2 separate regions of the Homo sapiens genome follow, and region 1 is linked to region 2. The links are chromatin contacts, found by Hi-C or POLR2A ChIA-PET in ENCODE. All regions are on one chromosome and are shown on one strand. The core of a region is the stretch at or near the end of the contact, and the rest is flanking DNA. Distances in the headings are between cores, read along the strand shown. Region 1 overlaps MAMDC2 (MAM domain containing 2). Region 2 overlaps MAMDC2 (MAM domain containing 2).

The links. A loop is a pair of places that touch in the nucleus more often than their neighbours do. ChIA-PET counts read pairs that join two places held with the same protein, here RNA polymerase II (POLR2A). Pooled maps may share reads with other maps.
Region 1: a map of heart left ventricle shows a loop between it and region 2 (5-fold over the local background). The contact joins two enhancer-like sites. A Hi-C loop is called at or near these places in 1 of 168 maps with a recorded cell type or tissue (heart left ventricle) and 1 of 50 pooled maps. POLR2A ChIA-PET finds 5 or more read pairs at or near these places in 2 of 52 experiments (PC-9 and activated T-cell).

The regions. Positions count from the first base shown.
Region 1 is chr9:70,154,416-70,161,252 of GRCh38, forward strand. The region is part of intron 9 of MAMDC2 (MAM domain containing 2); the gene reads left to right. MAMDC2-AS1 (MAMDC2 antisense RNA 1) reads right to left here. Exons shown (of 4, transcript NR_040076.1): 3 at 3,097-3,327. Among named protein-coding and RNA genes, the nearest start is that of MAMDC2-AS1, 18 kb to the right of the region's middle. Within about 2 kb of position 5,501, at least 2 of the 41 ENCODE cell types and tissues checked have a DNase peak (open chromatin) inside an H3K27ac peak, as active enhancers do.
Region 2 is chr9:70,108,416-70,115,388 of GRCh38, forward strand. It overlaps MAMDC2 (MAM domain containing 2), which reads left to right. Exons shown (of 14, transcript NM_153267.5): 3 at 1-67; 4 at 1,305-1,389; 5 at 4,580-4,717. Among named protein-coding and RNA genes, the nearest start is that of MAMDC2-AS1, 64 kb to the right of the region's middle. Within about 2 kb of position 2,251, at least 10 of the 41 ENCODE cell types and tissues checked have a DNase peak (open chromatin) inside an H3K27ac peak, as active enhancers do.

The DNA.
Region 1 (6,837 bases), core at 4,251-6,750, 49 kb after region 2:
ACCTGAGCAATTTGTCCTACAAGGAATTTTAGTGTGAATACTTAAAACCAGGAATACCTGGCTAGAGTGAATATTAAGACATTTATGGTATGCTGAGTCCGATTTGGAACAATTTTTTTTTTTTTTTTTTTGAGACAGGGTCTCTGTTGCCCAGGTTGGAATGCAGTGGCACGATCATGGTTCACTGCAGTCTCCACCTCCTGGGCTCAAGCAGTCCTCCCACCTCAGCTTCCCAAGTAGCTGGGGTGCAGAGCCAGCTAATTTATTTTTCATTTTTTGCAGAGACAGGGTCTCACTAAGTAGCTCGGGCTGGTCTGAACTCCTGGCCTCAAGCTCTCCTCCCACCTCAGCCTCCCAAAGTGCTGGGATTACAGGCGTGAGCCACCGTGCTTGGCTTGTTTTGGAACTTTTTATGATGGTATTTACTAAAACCAAGAACTGTGATTCTTCCCTTTGAAACAGCTTCCCATTCTTAAACTGTGCCTTTTCCTATTCCCAAGAACCTAAATCAAGTTTTACCAGCCCCCATGCAAATCCCAATCCTTTCCCTGCCCCACAACACAGCTTATCCAGCCTCCATTCTGCGATCATGGTCAGTGATGTGGTTGCTTCCACGTCATACCCTCCCCACCTGCAGGTCTTCCTGGCTTCTCCACCTTGGTCCTCCTAATGCCTGGAAACCCAGGGTAGCTTTCATCTTTACCCCAGTCTTCTCAGCACAGCTGGAGAAAATAAGACTAATCTCCACTGTCCCCTCCATTCTGCTGGGAAAGCCTTTTATGCATCTCATCTCTTGTTGACTTTTCCTCGTCCCCCATCCCAGATATTCAGGTCTATTTTCACTCGCAAATTTCCAACTTGACCCTCCCTGCCTCATTCTTAGGATGTGATCTCATGGGTTCATCTCCCAAAGGATAAAGGCATCCAACACAAGCTCCTTCAGTTCTGTTCCTCTCTGAATCTTCACCTGCCTCTCTTCATCTCCTGATCAATCTGACAAAGAAAGTATTATCCTTGCTCTTCGTCAAAACCAACCTGCCCATCTAGGCATTTGATCTCACCTTCTTGCCTCCTCTGGGAACTTATTTCATAAATTATTCCCTCTCTCGTAAATCTTCAATCTCCATTAGTCCTTTGCATACTGCCAATATATGTTAGTCTCCTGCATTCGACACCGATGAACAATAAACCTTCCTTTCATCTCAGTACCCATTTAAGTTGCCAATCCCTCCCATTCCTTCAGCCTCCAAACTTCTGGAAAGATGTATCTTCAATTATTGTCTTCACTCCAGTGTGGCTTCTCATTCCTCAAATCCTTGTCTTCTGCCCTCTGCCTTCCTCCTCCAATGCTCCCTCAGCGTTTATCAACAGCAAAGTATATCTCATTGATCTTGTTGCAGAAATCATTATACATACCCAGGAAAGTCCTATGCTTCTCTCAATGTCTACCTCAAATGCCTCTTCCTCTTTGAATCTTTTATAAGTCATTGACTTGGGTTTTACTTGTTGGAATGGTATTTGTGTAATGAAGGAGCTCTAGTTCAGGAATATAAAGAGTTGCCCTGACTCTAGCATTTACTATGTAAATCAGAATGTCATGTCACCTTTCTGTGAAACAAGGACATGTTTTAAAATGACTTCTAGGTCTCTTCTACCTCCTGTTATATTTTTGGCATCTTAATAGCAGAAACTGTGTTTTAACATTGTGCAACATGGTTCTTGTTGGTAATTTTCTCTACTCCTTCATTTTCTCTTACAAAAATCTTTCCCTTTTAGGAAAAAAAAAGTTGAAATTTAAGTCTTTGATTCAAATTTCCACTTTTAAAATCTTTTTAACTATGCCCTTACAGAATGACAATATGATTACATGTAAAATACCTAGGGTTCTGAAATTTTAAAGGCAGCTCTAGAAGTTCACTCGAATAGAAGAGCAAGTCTAGAAAGTTTCTGTAGAGATTTATAAATAGTTGGCTATTTAACAGCCAGACACCCTGCTATAAAGAGATTAAGGAAGCAGAAAACCAATGTGTAGACAAGACACATGAGAGGAGGTGAATTTCCTATCACATTTCATGATGTCTGGGAACACTGGAAGAGAACTGCTTCAGGATATTAATGTCCCAGCATTATTAAAGCAGAGCAGCTGAGAGCAAAGTAGAAATAGAAAGGTCATTAATTACTGACAAGATAATCAACACATTATAGAGCAGATTAAGGTGGCTTTGTACACAGAACAAGGAAAATTATACTGTCAAGTGGAATAAGTTTTCATGTCAAAGAATAAGGAGCTAAGTATGGAAAAGGAACCTACTCTTGAGTTTTTCAAGCTAAACTCAGCATCATTTGTGAGTTCATGAATTCTACATTGCTTTAAATATGAGTAAGGCAGGCTGAGATACTCTTGTTTTCCTTCTGTTTCATTTCCTTTCAGTTATTTGTTGAGACCTTCTGTGTTTCATGCCAACTTATGAGAAAATTACTGGGAAGATAGATTAGCACAACTGGTAGTTGCTGACACATACTTTACACGAACATAGTGTTTATGTCAGTCCATTCTTTCGTGAGTTTTCTGAGTAATTTCATGGAACATTGTTGGATCAGCAATTTGTTCTCCCAGCAATATGGAGACATCCGAAAAGACAGACCAGGCATTCTTTCCCTATAGTTTTACTAATAAGCTTAATTAGGCAAACATTTATTCCAAAGTTTGTTTATGAACCTGAAAATACCACTTCCCTTCCCCACTTCCAAACTTCTATCTTGTGAATATTTCACAGCCGTACAGTCATTGCATTTTAAAGAAATATTTTCCCAAATTCTAGGTGATGCCACATTATTTTTTGATGCTCGCATTGAGATTCTCTGGGGATCCTCTGGTTTTCTGAGCTCATAGACCAAATAAGTATTTGCTGGCCTCTAGAGCTATAAGCTCAACTCATGCAATTAGAAATTGACAATTCACACATTAATAAAGACTCTCTAATTTCACCAGAGGAAACATACCTTATTTCCTTTTGCATAGATATGCCTACCTTTCCCTCCTCCTCTTATATGTCTTTCTCTGGATATTTTCTGCACTATCTGTTTAGTACTTACTTCTAGTAGAAGTCTCTCTCCAGTGAGTCCACAAATCACTTCCCTCTGGCATATCCCACCACATCACTGACAGTCCATGAGCATTTACTTTTGTTTAGTATCAGGTTACATGTTTATCTATACGATGCTCAAAGATAAATTACTATTTGTGGCCCTCCCATTTCATCTCAATCTTCAAACCAAGACATTTGGTTCTGCTTTATTCAAACGAGGAATGCCACATAAACAAATCTGAAAGGCAAATGTCAAGTCAGAGGGGGAAAAAAAGGTTGCAACATATGCAACAAAGTCTTAATACATTTAAAATAAATATATAAATCTAATAAATCAATAAGCCAAAGGTAAACTAAGCAATAGGAAAGCGGATAGGATATATACAGGCAAATCAGAAAAAAAGAAATATAACCAGAAAATAAATGCACAAATATACCCAACCTCATTATAATCAAAGACATTATGTTTTTAGACAGGGTCTTACTCTGTCACCCAGGCTGGAGTCCAGTGGTGTGATCATAGCTCACTGTAACCTTGACCTCTGCAAGGTCAGGTGATCCTCCCACCTCAGCCTCCCAAGTAGCTGGAAGTACAGGTGTGCACCATCATGTACAGCTAATTTTTGCATTTTTTGTAGAAATGTGGTCTCACTATTACCCAGCTTGTCTCAAACCCCTGGGCTCAAGCGATCCACCCATGTATGACCTCCCAAAGTGCTTTACAAGTGTTAGCCAACACACCCAGCCAAAGAAATCTTAAAAGTAATGAAATAATACATTTGTCTATCAAAATATTTTAAAAACATAATACCCTGGAGTATGATGTTTGTATTAATTGCTGTATTTATACTGTACACTGTTTGTATTGTTCAATTTATGAATTAAAACATAAATCTTTCACTTTAGATGCAAGTATAAATATATATACCCATTTATATATATACATATATGCATATTTGGGTCTAAAGTGAAATATTTATTTTTAAATATATATAATATGTACATATATACATATAAATGTTTTCTGGTCTAAGTGAAAGATTTATTTTTCAATATATGTACTATACATATGTATACATATTAATGTTTTCTAAAGTGAAAAAATTTTTAATTGATAATTGAATAAATACATTCAAATGTACTTATATATGTATATACAGTCATGTATCACTTAATGATAAGGATACATTCCAAGAAATGTGTTTGTTAGGCAATTTTGTCCTTGTGAGGATATCATAGAATATTTATACAAACCTAGATGGTATAGCCTACTACACACCTAGACTGTATGGTATAGCCTACAGATCCTGGGCTTTAAACCTATACAGCATGTTATTGTATTAAATAATGGCAACAGTTACAACACAATGGTAAGTATTTTTGTATCTAAACATATCTAAAGAGACAGAAGTACAGTAAAAATATGGTAGTATAATCTTATGGAACTACCATTGTACATGCAGTCCATCATTGACTGGAATGTCATTATGCAGTGTATGACTGTATATGTATATATATAAACATATATGTGTGCATGCATAATACACACACACACACACACACACACACACACACGTATAACATTACCCTGGAAAGGTGAGGATGCAAGGAAATAAGGATTATCATGTGCTCTTATATGAGGGTAAATTGGCACAATGTTTTAATAACAATTTAATTACATGAATAAAAAAGGAAGCGCTCAAACATGCATACTTTATTACATAACAATTCTACATCTAGGGATTTATCATAAGGAAATAATCATGGTTATGCACAAAGATTTAGCTATAATCGTTCATTCCAGTAATATTTATAATACTGAGAGAGTGGAAACTACCATATTGTCTGTTATTAGGAGTTGGTTAAATAAGTGTGGCATAGGTTAAAAAGGGGTAAGAGTTATGTAAGCTTTAAACTGCAGCTCTTCTTCACTTCATGGATCTACACTTTGGCTTGGGAATCAATGAAAATCAGGCTAATTGCCTCTATGTCTCAGAGGTGGGTAGGGCAAAGTCAGCATTCTTATTAGCAAAGGATTGCTAAAAGTGCTTGCTGTCTTCTTCAGGCCCAGGAGGGGTTCATCTAGAGCAGAGTGAGCCCTTGAGAGGCAAGAGGAGGACCTAGATTCTTCCTTTTTGCTGTTTGTGGATTGCATTCTATAAATCTATCTTCTGGCAGGACTGACGTTTTTGTAACTCCAAGTGAGCCACAACAATGACTCCAATTATAATGCCTGTCCTTGGACATGACAATTAAATTGGTCTTTACATTTTATTACATTACATTTGTCAGGGCAGTGTTTGACCAGGAGAACTCCCTATGGGAGGTGGGCCAGAGAGAAACCACATTGTATTTTTAGCCCAGCACTGATTTTTTTTACACAAAATCACAGGCAGCCCGGAGGCCTATTAGAAATCACCAGACTGGCTGGGCACGGTGACTCACACCTGTAATCCCAGCACTTTGGGAGGGTGAGGCAGACAGATCACTTGAGGCCAGGAGATCAAGACCAGCCTGGCCAACATGGTAAGACCCTGTCTCTACTAAAAGTAAAAAAATTCGCAAGGCATGGTGGCGCATGCTTGTAATCCCAGCTACTCAGGAGGCTGAGACACGAGAATCCCTCGAATCCAGGAGGGAGAGGTTGCAGTGAGCCGTGATTGCGCTACTGCACTCTAGCCTGGGCAACAGAGGGAGACCCTGTCTCCAGAAAAAAAAAAGAACAAAAAACAGAAGTCACCAGATGGTCACCTGCCCTCTTGAGGAGTACATGTAAAAATCAGGAAGGCATTTGCACCTATTTTCCTTCAGTGATAATGAAAGCTTTATGGGGTAATTAAATATAATAATGTCTTCATTATTAGGGTGGGGAATTAGAGACTAAAACATTAAAAATGATGTCATCTTAGCTTTGTCTAATGTTCATTTTTTTCAGAGGTTTTTCTCATTTATTTTCCACTTGCATCTTCAACATTAATTGTGTAGGATTAGTCTTCTCTGTCCCACCATGAAAAGAACATGAACTTTGCAATCAGACACACTTTGCTCTCAAAACAAGGGGGAAAAGTGAAAATGGGTGCAAGTGAAGATAAGGGTGTAGATGTGGATGTCGGAGAAGCTGTGAGCATTCTTTCTGGGGGGCCTACATTTTCAGCGCAGAGCAGGGCAGTGATGTCTTCGGCTAAGGGTGAGAAGGACGTGGCTGAGGTGAGGGAAGAGCTGCTGTGGAAAGGAGGAGATACTATGGCTGGTTCGACATTAGCCAGTTCTGAAAATCAGCCACAATCTATGTAAGAGTCAGGCTCCTGTGCTGAGTTACCAAAATACTCCATCAACAAACGTAAGGCAAAATGACAGGAAGCTTGTTGTAAACACAAGTCAAAGAAATGTTTGGTCCCATGCTATTAACTGGGGAGTTGCATCATGTCTCTCAGAATCGTATTTTAAGATACCTAAAGCAAAATAGGGAAAATGAGGGGGCTGTATAATGAAATACATTCTATCAGGGATCAGGAAGGGGTGTAATGTTTCATACCCGAGTCTGCAACTGGCTGTTGTGTGAGCTGCTATCACAGGCTCTCTGGACCTGTTCTTCATTCTAAAAAATAGCTGATTCTGTGGTCCCTTCTGGAACCTCCCCTCCCCTTACAGTGGCCTAAAGATCAGAAAATAAAGCAGATTTCTGAAATCTTTGAGTTGAGAGGTTTGGATGTTTACCATCCAAATAGCAATGAAAAAGTTCAGCTAC
Region 2 (6,973 bases), core at 1,001-3,500:
TAAGGAACCTTCAGACAGCTGGCTCATAGCCAGCTTGGATTTGCAAAACAGTTCCAAGAAATTCAAGGTAGGTGGAGTTTAGGAGAAAGATATAAGGCCTATTATCTTTGCTTTATACTATTCTAAAATCTTATGAAAACTTCTGACATGGAGGTTAGTTATCTCCTGGATTATGACGTGATGTTTCATAAGATACATACCATAGAAGAATATTAGCAATGGAAATTAACATTTTGTTTATTCCTTAAAAGAGCTTCTTCCCAGATTTCTTTCCCATCTATTTAAATGAGCCTTCTGTAAAAATCTAAATGGGGCTTAAATCAACCTCTTCAATGAAAATAGATTTTCTATGGCTTTAGGGAGTATTCTCATTTCTATAATTTTATTTCATCCTTCTAAATTGTGTGTGCTATGTGTTTGTTTATCTTCTTAATCATTTCTTTGCTACAAATTTTGAACAAAAGATTATAATAAAAGGAAAGTGAAAATACTTTAAAAGAGAAAAGATACTTAAAGGACATGTTCCATTTCCTTTTCAAAGAGGGAAGTTGTTCCTTTGGGAGTCCTGGAAAAGGAAGGTAGCGAATGTAAGGTGAAGCTGGGTGTGGACTGGATAAGGAAGGAGGATGGGATCCAGACACACCTGGCCATGAAGTGTGATGTTTATTGAAAATATTTCATCGGGGACACAATGGAGCCATCATGAAAATATTCCCCATTCCTAATCCGTCTTTCAATTTCCTATCCCATCCCACTTCTTTGAAAGGCTTGAAATGCTTTACTCTCCAATACCCACTGTCTGCTTGGAGTCCTTCCCTGTCAGCCAGTGGTTGAGGATGGAGCATGGGGGCTCTGAGTTCTCTCTTTAACAACTTCTTCCCAGCAGTTATCACCTCCTAAATCTGCCAGCATAGTTGCAGAATATAGGGCTAAAACCACAGGAGAAAAAGTGATTACTTTCAGAAACAGGACCACAAGTGCTACCACAAGCACTGAAGGTGGTGGTGGTTGGGATAGCAAGAGAAGAAAAGACAGCTGACTCTGAGCTTCTATCAGATGCCTTATTTACCTTGAAGTTTTGATGTATGAGTTTATGTGCACATGCGCATGCACACACATATATACACACACATTCTTCTAGTAAAGTCCGTAGTGAAATTGGTATCCAATAGCAATTAGCTGAGACTAACAATCCTGTTTTGCCTTAAGTGGCTGAACAGCTCCAGACTAATAGCTGAAATACTGAACCAAGGAAACATGATGTTTTGAAGTCTAACTCCCCTTCTTCCCCATATGTTGTGCAGATTTTAATAGAAGGTGTACTAGGACAGGGAAACACAGCCAGCATCGCACTATTTGAAATCAAGATGACAACCGGCTACTGTATTGGTAAGTGGGCTTCATTTTCATTAAATCAAATTGTGAATCTTTTTCTAAAAGTTACTGTTGCCAGAGGGAACTGAATCAATCCTAAAGACCAACTATTTTATAGAATGCACTGCATAATGCATACTGGTTTAAATTCTTTGCTAGATTCATTTGAATACTGTATGTTTTTTGTCTTTAGTGTGGGAAGGCTCATTAGAATCTGCCTGTACAGTCTGGATTAATGAAAGAAATATAGATGCAGGAACTGTAACTTCAGAGCTGCCACCTTAACCTCAACACATTCTGATTAAAATAATTTACAAATTGCTGGAAACTCAGCTTTTTGTAGCATGTGCCAGAAAAGCAGACATTGTATTACCTCCTTTCCCTTATTTCTCTCTTGGCACACCACGGCTCTCCTCTTAATAATCACAGTTGTCACTTAGATTTCACTTGAGCAGAGTTGGTTGGCTGTCTCTTATCTGCCAGCTTCCAAGAGGGCATAAAGAAAGGATAAACCCTGTCCTATGGTGGTTCAGTTCCTATTTGTCTACATTGAAGCTAGTTCTGCATATGGCAAATACTGCTGAGGAAGGACAAGCTGTGCAGTGGAGAGGCGCAGGGAGGAGGAGAGGAAATTGGAGAGGACTGAATAGGGACAGTGCACTGGAGCAGGAGTTTCAAGAAGGAGAAGAATTTAGTTAAGTGGAGGTGCAGGGTAGGAAGGCAAGGGTTCTCCATGGCCAGACCCCTGTGGGGAGAAAGAAACAGGGCAGGTTCAGGCAAAGGCAAGAGGCTGAGTAGGGTGTTTGAAGTGAGACCAGGACTGCTAAGGGAGTTTGTGATGGAAGAGTGTGGATGCAGGATGTGGAGCTTGGACCTGCTGAATCATGTGGGTCAGCCAGCAGGGGAGAAGTGTGCAGCTGCACTTTCAGATGACTCCAGCTGCCACGTGGAAAATGAGTTGGGTACAAAGAAAATGCATAGCAGGTGGGAAAACCCCTAGGAAGCAGCTGTGACATTACAGAGGGGGCATAATGAGGGTAATACTGAATTAGCAGTGGAATTGGAAAAAGGCAGTAGAATTGAGAGATTTTTCAGCACTGACAACTCTTGAAGGCTAAATGAATGTGACGGGGAAGAGAAAGGAGAGTCAAAGAATATTCTGAACGACAACAACAACAAAAAAGCCTTTGCTAATTCCCTTACGTTTCACTTGTCTGTTTTGACCTCAATGATATCTCTAGGGCAAGTGAAAGAAAACAGACCATTTTCTGAAGATACAGTGAGGCTCAGGCTCTTTTCCTTGAGCCTCCCGCTGGGCTTCCACCTGGCATCTGCACAGCTTGTGAACGACAGGGAAGTCAGACACCTCTGGTGGAGCGCCACCTGCTGGCTCAGTCAGCTTACTGAGCCTCAGCCTCTTGGCATCCGTAAAATGGGAATAAAAAGCTTCCCTCCTAGGATTCTTAGGAGGAGGAATATCCTGGTTATGAAAATAATTGGTATATACAGTGCTGGACATCCAAAACATGTTAATTGCCTTTCTTCAAATGATGTGGTGACTTCTGATTTGTTTAAAACAAAAGGATGCCAACACTTTTATCTTGTTAAACTCTATGATCACACTCTGACTTCTTTCTTTCTGGGTACTTTATCTGCCTCTCTCCATTGCTCATCTGTAAAATGAGGTTAGTAACAGTGCCTATGTCATGGGGCTGCTTTGAAGATTGAATAAGTTAATTTATGTAAAGTGCTCAGAATGGAGCCTGGCATATTGAGGAATATTTTGCTTTTTATTTTACTCTTAGGCAGCATTTGGCACTGAATGTTAGGGCATTGGCTAGCAGACACTGTGGTGGAAACATTGAAAATGAAAATCTTAGAAATGTTCAGTGCTTGCTAATGTAAAAACACATTGCTGACTACACCAGTCAAGATCCTGGCAGGAAGGAGGAAACAGAGGGTACAGTCAACCTGAGTAATTTGAGGGAAGCTCACTGAAGAGACCACAAAGGTGTGAGTGGTAAAGGAAGCCAGCAAGGAATAGCTCTGTGACCCAGGACTAGTAACAGTGATGATTCAGGAGCTGTTATCTTCTTTTGGTCTGAAAGGACAAGGGAGGAGGAGTTTCCAGTACCTGTAAACAATAGCTATTTGTCAAACAAGGGCTGCTTGACAAGACTTGCCAACTCATGGCGACCTGGCTGGGAGACTGCTGGGCAAGTAAACCCCTGATTTCATTCTCCTTCCACCCTCCATTGGTCGAATCCAACAGGGAGATGGAAGGCAGGGTAGCCCATTGATACAGTCCGGATAGGTCAACCTCTGCAGGACCTATCAGGTGGAGAAGAGCAACGTGGATCCGCAGGGGGCCAGTGGCCAGCACAATTATACTTCCTAGTTTAACTGTGTGATTATAAGGGTCAATGGAGGCATTAGCTTGTGGGTTTCTTGCTCCCTTTTAAGGAACAATTGTTGATGGAGACCAATATATCCATGCAAACATGCCAATGACACTAAGGGTAGAAGAGGGGGATCTGATTATCTTCTCTCTCTTCTCTACTCAGTAGCTGCAAAAGGGACCAGAACCTAGGATATATCTGCCCCACCTATTTTACCTGGGTTCTGATTTATAAGAAAAACAGGGAATTTTAGCATCTCAGACACATGTCCCTCAGCTCTGGGCAACTTGTTCATCATGAGAAGAGAAAGGAATGGAGGACTGGGCCAGTAGATTCAAGAAAGGGTTGTGGAAAAAATTTTCTAGAGCTACGAGCATAACCCTGAACAGCTCTTTGAGACAGAGGTGACTGATAAAAATAGCTGACTTGTACCAAGCACTGACCACATGCCTGGCACTATGCTGGGAGCTCTCCACACTTACAATAGCTCTGTGAAGTGGGAACATTGTCCCCATTTCACATATGGAGACACAGAGGCTACAAAAAGTGGTAAGTCATGCTCCAAGTGACATGGCTAATAAGTGGAAGGGCCATAATCCAAAGGGCCAATGATGAATTAGAATCTTGATTCATTACAGGATCTGTCTCTCTTCTTGGCCAAAATTGTGCAGGGGTCCTGGTAGAAAGGTTGCAGTGGGCAAAGGAAGAGAGAAACTTCTGAATATCTAAGAGCAAACTCTGTAGTAGGATGCGTGTACCCAGGTGTGACTGTGTCTCCATGAAGTGTTTTTGTTTCCCTTCCCCAGAATGTGACTTTGAAGAAAATCATCTCTGTGGCTTTGTGAACCGCTGGAATCCCAATGTGAACTGGTTTGTTGGAGGAGGAAGTATTCGGAATGTCCACTCCATTCTCCCACAGGATCACACCTTCAAGAGTGAACTGGGTGAGCTGGGATCAAATAGAGTCCTTTTCCCAGGATAAATTTTTCTGCTGTCTCCTCCCACTTCCTGCACTGACCTAGCTGTGGCTTCTGTCAACAGGGAAGAGAGGAGGGAGGAGGGTGAGTAGGAACTAAGTAGGAACCAGGAGGTGTGACAGAAGAGTAGGGAAGGATCTACAGTGAGGTAGAGACAAACTGCAGCTGTGAGCTCTGTAGCTAAGGGGAAGGCCATTCCATTAAAAGTTCTCCTTCACCTGTGGCCTAGTCTTGCATTTTCATATTTCCATATTATGCTTTACTTTCTTGTATATTTGTTGTTTAATATTTCTCATTTCTAAAGACAAGGCTGGAAAAATCCTAGGTTACTTTTCACTGAAGATAGATCAAAGGATGGGAATGGGTCCTAAGAACTTCCCAAGTGACAGTGAGGTGAGCCAATACTGATGATTAGCTCTGAATGTGGTGTGCAACAGGCCCCCCTAGTGGCCAAGAAGGCTGCTTCTCTGCAAGGAAAATGGGAGGTGAGGTTGTGTTACCAGCGAGAAGTCAGCTTTGAGGAGAAGTCCTCCACAGAAGAGAGACAAGGGCAAGGGCTTACTTACTTGTGGGTTACCACTGCTCTCACCTGGACCCTGGTAGGCTTTGGAAAAGCCAAGGTCTCCCCACAGTTGTAAGACATTTCATCCTCGACTCCAAGGTCTCCACGGAGTGAGAAGCTTCTGGCAGCTGGCCTTTCAACAAGAACAAGAACAGGAATTTTTATTCTGTTGCAAACAGTTAACTTTTTCTCTTTTGATCCTTTACGCATAGATATTGAGGTAATATACTCATCCTAATAATTTGTTGATGGTGACAGTGTGTCCCCATGCCTGAAGACATAATGACCTTTTATGGTTCTTACCATTTTTCTTCATTCAGTATTGCTTCTCTTCATCTGAATATATTTAACCATGTCTCCAACTCTTTTTTTCAAAAGTGCTCATCCTTCAGCTTATCTTGACTCTGGACAGTCTTCATCCTAACCTTACTGTTCTCTTTGCTCCTATTCTAACTTCTCCTTTATATCCAGAGTCTCAGGTTCAATTCCCTGTAACAGCCAGGCAGACAGTATAAGCAAATGACATGTGGGCTGGGTGAGGACTGCGGCAAACTAGATGGCAGAGACCCTGTGCAAAGGTTACTTGGCTCCAATGAGTTGCTGCTGTGTGAGAATGTAAGCCCGGGTTGCCAGATCTTTTGATGTTTCAAGATCATTAGGAAGGCAGGGGATTTTTTTGTGTGTGTGAAATTTCCCAAATTTTTAAAAGTTGGTGAATATTTTCTAAAATCACAGTGTGGGCCAATAAAACACACTTGCCGGTCAGGCCCTGTTGGCCAACTTCTATTTTGCAACCTTCATTTGACAAGTTTCTTTTACAATACATTCAGGCTTCTTAGAATAAGCTCTTTATAAGTAACCACAAATAAAAAGACTGGAGTCTCATGGAGTTGCCTGTTTAAAACAAACGCAACTTTAAATCTAGCATTTTCATTAATTTGACCCAGCATTAGATATGATGGGGTAAATGACAGTTAAAATGACAGATCCTCTATGGCCCCTTCCCAGCTTCAAGGAAGACGCTTTCAAGAAAGGAAAAGGGATTTCTACCACAAATGGATGTTAACAAAGGGTGGTATGTGTCAAGTGCAATAAGAGTGGTCTCCTTCCTCCATCAAAAAAGAAAGGTGTTGGGAATTCAGAGACAAAAGAGGTCCCTCACTGCTTGGATGTCCTAGAAGACATGATAAAAGAAGTAAACTGTATTTCGGGGATGGGTATGATTTTGACAAAGATGAGAAAAAGCTAAGAGCAATGATACAGTGGTTGTGCTACAAGGGGTGGATGGTGGGAGAGATGTGGCTGAGAAAGCAGTGCAGGGGCAAATTCTAAAATGCCTGGAATGCCAGGAAAGAGATTTTAACTTTATTTCATTGACAATGGGAGGCCACACAGGTGTTTGGGCAGGGGAGAGACACCATCACAGCAGTGTATTTAGATGGATTAACATGACAGAGATTATTTCAATAGATGGAGAGTAAAAAGGTGGAGCAAGAGTACAGAAGAATCCCCCAGAAACTGTTTCTTCAGATGCATCTGGGGTCACTTACATAAGAAATTGAGATAAGACAAAAAAAAAAGCATGTTTATGTACTTCCTACCTTTAAAAGCAAAGCAAGTTTCAGCCCTTTTTTTTTTCTTTTTTGAGACAGAGTCTTGCT